Linked DNA regions of Homo sapiens: region 2 is linked to region 1. Evidence: read pairs that join two places in POLR2A ChIA-PET (ENCODE). Cell type or tissue: OCI-LY7. All regions are shown on one strand. Links, peaks and the distances in the headings refer to the core of each region. The heading gives the core; the rest is flanking DNA. Region 1 overlaps UBE2E1 (ubiquitin conjugating enzyme E2 E1). Region 2 has its middle 38 kb from the start of UBE2E1.

Evidence for each region. Peaks named below come from ENCODE experiments on the same cell type or tissue, not always from the same donor. Only the 100,000 strongest peaks of a DNase experiment are listed, where the experiment ranks them.
Region 2: POLR2A ChIA-PET joins it to region 1 with 7 read pairs; 6 of 35 experiments call an interaction of 5 or more read pairs at or near these places.

What each region holds. Positions count from the first base shown.
Region 1 is chr3:23,815,673-23,818,590 of GRCh38, reverse strand. All of the region lies in intron 3 of UBE2E1 (ubiquitin conjugating enzyme E2 E1), which reads right to left. Among named protein-coding and RNA genes, the nearest start is that of UBE2E1-AS1, 10 kb to the right of the region's middle. In OCI-LY7, for the core only: no CTCF peak of the experiment used is centred there; no DNase peak of the experiment used is centred there.
Region 2 is chr3:23,766,427-23,769,344 of GRCh38, reverse strand. No RefSeq gene overlaps it. Among named protein-coding and RNA genes, the nearest start is that of UBE2E1, 38 kb to the left of the region's middle. In OCI-LY7, for the core only: no CTCF peak of the experiment used is centred there; a DNase peak (open chromatin) is centred at 1,624.

The DNA of each region.
Region 1 (2,918 bases), core at 267-2,766:
TAAGAGAGAGACAGAGCAAACATGGTGTAATTTTGCTGAGGAATCACGGTGAAGGGTGGGCGCTTGCTGTATCATTCTTTTAACATCTCCTGTAGCTGTGAAAATCGTCAAACTAAAGCAGTTGGGAAGAACATGTAGGGTCAGAATCAAAGACAGAAATCATTGTCCTTCCCTTTTAGGAAGTTTATAATCTATTTAATTTGTCTAATCTAATCTAAAAGTAGGCCATGTAGATCTGGGAGTTCAATGACTGATTTAATAATAAACTCAAATATATAGTCAAACTGCAAATATTTACTGAGGACCTACTAAGTGGCAGCAACATGCTAAGCATTGCATGTGATCAACGAAGCAAGTAACAAAACCTTTTTCCCTCAAGCCAGTTCATCCTCCTGCCTTATTTATTTCTGTTAATGCACCACCAACTTCCCCAACACCCAGAAGAACCCGACTCCTTTTCAAGTCCTCCATATCGAAATCAGTGGCTAAGTTCTATGGATTCTACTGTCTTCTACCTCTCTTTCCTCTCCACTTTGAAGGCCACCACTTACACCCCAGACCCTCTTGACCTTCCACCTTAACTACTGTAGCAATCTCCAAGTCTCCTGGTTCCTACCAAGCTCCACTCAATCCTTACTCTGTCTCTATCCAGATAGCCAACTCTATCTGAATGACAGCCCCTACTCAAAAGGTTTTTAATGATTCTCCAGCATCTACATAATAAAATTTAAAGACTTAGCCTGACACTGAAGAACACAAGCTTTATCTATTACTATTTATTCTCCCACTAATGTTTCTTCCTCTCTAGACACAGCTTTTACTCACTTCTGCCCAATAGTGCCCTTTTTCTGTCTTCCCTCTGCTGTCTTGGCTTACACTGTTCCATCACGAATATCCCTTATTCTTCCCCACCCCACTTCTCACCTCTTCCATGAAGCCTTCCCAGATCACTAAGTACTCCAGCCACAATCCCTCAAACCCAAGTCAAAGTAATCTCTCACTCCTCTGAAACTTTATAACATGATATCTGCATTTTATTATTTTCCAAATAATATTTATATTTCCAAGTACCATTCAAAATATGTGTGTGCATGTCTTAACATCTTGACTAGATTATGAACTCCTTGAAGGCAGTGCCTTTTCTTTTCTTTCTTTTTTTTTTTTTTTTTGAGACAGAGTCTCACTCTGTCAACCAGGCTGGAGTGCAGTGGCGTAATCTTGGCTCACTGCAACCTCTGCCTCCAGGGTTCAAGCAATTCTCCTGCCTCAGCCTCCCAAGTAGCTGGGATTACGGGCGCGCGTCACCACGCCCGGCTAATTTTTGTATTTTTAGTTGGCCAGTCTGGTGTCAAACTGCTGACCTCAGGTGATCTACCCGCCTTGGCCTCCCAAAGTGCTGGGATTACAGGCGTGAGCCACCATGCCCAGCTTGTGCCTTTTCATTTATAACAGGCCCTCAAAGTTTGTGACAGGAATTTAACAAGAATCCCCAAAAACTGTGAGTATTGCCTTCTAAGCTATAAGCATTTTTCTCAAAATACTGATTAATATTTTAACAGTGGTATAACTGTTTATTGTGATAAAATATATATAACATGAAATTTGCCATTTTAACCATTTTAAGTGTACAATTTAGTGGCATTAATTACATTCACAATATTGCGCAACCATCACCATTATTTCCAAAACTTTCACCACCTCAAAAAGAAACTGTATTCATTAAGAAATAACTCCCCATTCTCCCCTCCCCTCAGTCCCTGAAAACCTCTAATCTACTGTCTGTCCTTATGAGTTTGCCTATTCTAGGTATTTCATGTAAGTGGAATCATACGCTATTTGTCTTTTTGGTTCTAGTTTATTTCACTTAGTATAACCTTTTTTTTTGAGATGGAGCCTCGCTTTGTTGCCCAGGCTGGAGTGCAGTGGTGCGATCTCTGCTCACAGCAAGCTCCGCCTCCTGGGTTCACACCATTCTCCTGCCTCAGCCTCCTGAGTAGCTGGGACTACAGGTGCCCGCCACCATGCCCGGCTAATTTTTTTGTATTTTTAGTAGAGACGGGGTTTCACTGTGTTCGCCACGATGGTGTCGATCTCCTGACCTCGTGATCCGCCTGCCTCAGCCTCCCAAAGTGCTGGGATTACAAGCGTAATCCACTGCGCCCAGCCCACTTAGTATAACATTAAGGTTCAACCATGTTGTATCCATGCATCACAACTTCATTCCTTTTTATAGATGAATATTCCAGTTTATAGATTAACCAAATTTTGTTTATCCACTCATCTGTTGACAGACACTTGGGTTTTTTCCACTTTTTGGCTACTATGAATAATGCTATGAATACTGACATACAGGTTATCTGTTTGAGCCTCTGTTTTTAATTATTCAGGGTACATAGATAGCAGTAAAATTACTGGGTCATACGGTAATTCTGTTTAGCTTTCTGAGGAATAACAATAGTACAGTTTTACAATCCAGATATAGTCTTTTGGTAAACACAACCGCCACAAGACTTCCTGCTCATTTGAAAGGCAATTCATCTCCAGATAGGGTTTCTTTCCTCTCTAATAGGAAAGGCCCCAGTGATGATCTAATTCCCAACAGCCTGACCCTAGTATGGGTGCTGTTTTGATCGTGCTGAAACCCCAGTCTCCTGGTTGTCACAATTTTTCAACACTGCCTTTACATGCATAAAGGTATACACACTGCAATGGTGAAACTAAACATCATTCAGATGTTTAAGTCACACTTCTATCCTTAACGCATTTAGTAACATCAGATAAATGAAAGATGCTAAAAGGAAGAATACTTTTTAGCACATAAGATACAGGGTTTTATAAAGGATGACTTCTGCTGAACCTATTTCTTATACCCAAACAACCATTTAAAACATGCTGAACCTGGACGAGGTATGTAACAC
Region 2 (2,918 bases), core at 252-2,751, 49 kb after region 1:
GCTAATTTTTAAATTTTTATTTTATATAGAGAGGGAGTATTGCTGTGTTGCCTAGGCTGAACTCAAACTCCTGGCCCCAAGCAATCCTCCCACCTTAGCCTCCCAAAGTATTGGGTTATAGGCTTGAGCCACCATGCCTGGTCAGATTCACCATTTTAAAGTGTACAATTCAGTGACCTTTAATACATTCATGGCTGGGCGTGGTGGCTCACGCCTGTAATCCCAGCACTTTGGGAGGCTGAGACGGGCAGATCCCGAGGTCAGGAGATCAAGAGCATCCTGGCTAACAGGGTGAAACCCTGTCTCTACTAAAAATACAAAAACCTAGGCGTGGTGGCAGGCACCTATAGTCCCAGCTACACAGGAGGCTGAGGCAGGAGAATGGCATGAACCCAGGAGGCAGAGCTTGCAATGAGCCAAGATCGCGCCACTGCACGATCTGTGTGACAGAGTGAGAATGCGTCTCAAAAAAAACACAAAAAACAAAAAACATTCACAATGTGGTGCAACTACCACCTCTACGAACTCCAGAAGGAAACCTCAGACCTATTAAACAGTCATGTCCCATTTCCCCTTCCCATGAGTCCCTAGCAACCGCCAAGCTATCTTCTATCTCTATGGATGTACCTATTCTGGGTATTTCATATAAATGGAATCATGCAATATGGGGCCTTTTGTGTCTGGCTTTTTTTACTTAACATGTTTTTGAGTTCCATCCTCACTGTAGCATGCATCAATACTTCATTCCTTTTTATAGTTGAATAATATTTCATTGTACAAATGTACCTATTTTGTTTTTTCATTCATCCGTTGATGGGCACTTGGGTTGTTTCTGCTTTTTGGCTATTATGAACAGTGCTACTATGAACATTCACATACAAGAATTTGTTTGAGCACCTGTTTTTAATTCTTTTGGTATATAGCTAGGAGTGAAATTGCTGTATCATATGGTGAATGTATATTTAACTTTTAAAGAAACTACCAAATTGTTTTCTAAAGTGGCTGCATCATTTTATGGTTTGTACTGTTCTTACAACTCTCCTCAAAGTCTAAAATTATTTCAAAGTAAAAAAAAAAAAAATTAGTATGTGCATACTCAGGCAGAAGGACACCTAAGTGCACAAAAGTAGGGAAGTGATGAGTGAGCTTCATCCAACAGGCCAGACCTGCGTGTGAACTCAGATGGTTAGAATGACTGGCATAGGCAGCTTAATGGAAGTTTCCAGAGTGAAAATTTTTGTAAAGGATGACACAGTTTAAAAGTGCTATTAAAGCACTTCCATAATAAGAAACCCAGCCCTGGGCAGGTGGAGAGAACCCATGTGCCCAGCCTTTCTCTTCCCCTTTGGGGGCATCATTAGCAGCTCTATGGGTGCACAATCCATTTGTTGACTACATGCATGAGTGAGCATGGTCTCCCTTTTATAAATGGGCATCCATGGGAAACTGCAATTTTCCTTACAGAAGTCTGCCTGATTGCTAGTTTTGATGGTTAAAAGAGGATACGAGTGTGAAAGTTCTGCAAAGTCATAAAGCACTGATAGACAATGAATGAGGATTATAACTAAGGCCTCTACATTCGGTTCACACCATTGTTAGTTCCTCTTCCTCCTGAGAATGTGGTCCCCCAACCAGCCACTTGGTACTCCCTGGGAACTTGTGAGAAATGCAGACTCTCAGGCCAGCCTAGAAGTCTGAACCAGAATCTGCATTTCAACAAGATCCCCAGGTGATTGGCAGGCCTATTAAAATTTGGGTAATGCTGCTTTAATGCAGAGATACCTAAACTTTTCTAACTATAACAACCATCTGGGACTACTTATTAAATAATTCCAGTTCTCTTGCTTCCCTTAGTGGAGATTAATTCAATGACTCTATGGTGAGGCCCTGGAATGTGAATTCTCCAGATGAGTCTCCTGATCAGAAAAGTTTGTTAAGCAATACTTCAAATGCGTAGCTTTAAAGGAAAAGGGGATCCTGGTGTGGTGGCACATGCCTGTAATCCCAGTGACTTGGGACGCTGAGGCAGGAGGATCCCTTGAACTCAGGAGTTCGAGGCTGCAGTGAGCTATGATTGCACCACTGCACTCCAGTCTGGGCAACAGATGAAGAAAATCTCTTAAAAAATAAATAAAGTAAAATAAAGACAAATGGGGAGGCCGGGCAAGATGGCTCACGCCTGTAATCCCAGCACTTTGGGAGGCCAAGGCAGGCAGATCACCTGAGGTCAGGAGTTTGAGACCAGCCGGGCCACCATGGTGAAACCCCATCTCTACTAAAAAAAAAAAAGTACAAAAATTAGCTGGGCCTGGTGGCGCGTGCCTGTAATCCCAGCTACTCGAGAGGCTGAGACAGAAGAATCACTTGAACTGAGGAGGCAGAGGTTGCAGTGAGCCGAGATAGCGCCATTGTACTCCAGCCTGGGCAACAGAGCAAGACTCCATCTCGGAAAAAAAAAAAGAAAGAAAAAGAAAGGAAGACAAAGGACAAAGGGGGAAATCTACCTCCTGGAGAGACGAGAGACTATAAGATATCGTTTTGCATGACTGGATGTTAGTTCAAGGATCTCTGAGATGCACTGTTTCTGGAGGACTGCCAGGCTCAGGATCAGGCTTTCTCTCATCTCAGACAAAGCTTTGGCCTGTGGGATGCCTACAATTTCAGCACTTTGAGGGGCCAAGGCAGGAGAATAGCTTCAGCCCAGGAGTTCGAGACCAGCCTGGGCAACATGATGAGATCCCCTCTCTACTTAAAAAAAAAAAAAAAAAAAAATTAGCCAGGAGTGGTGCTGCACACCTGTAGTCCCAGCTACTTGGGAGGCTGAGGTAGGAGGATTGCTTGAGCCTGGAGATAGAGGCTGCAGTGAGCAGTGATTGTGCTACTGCGCTCTAGCCTGAGCAACAGAGTGAGACTGTCTC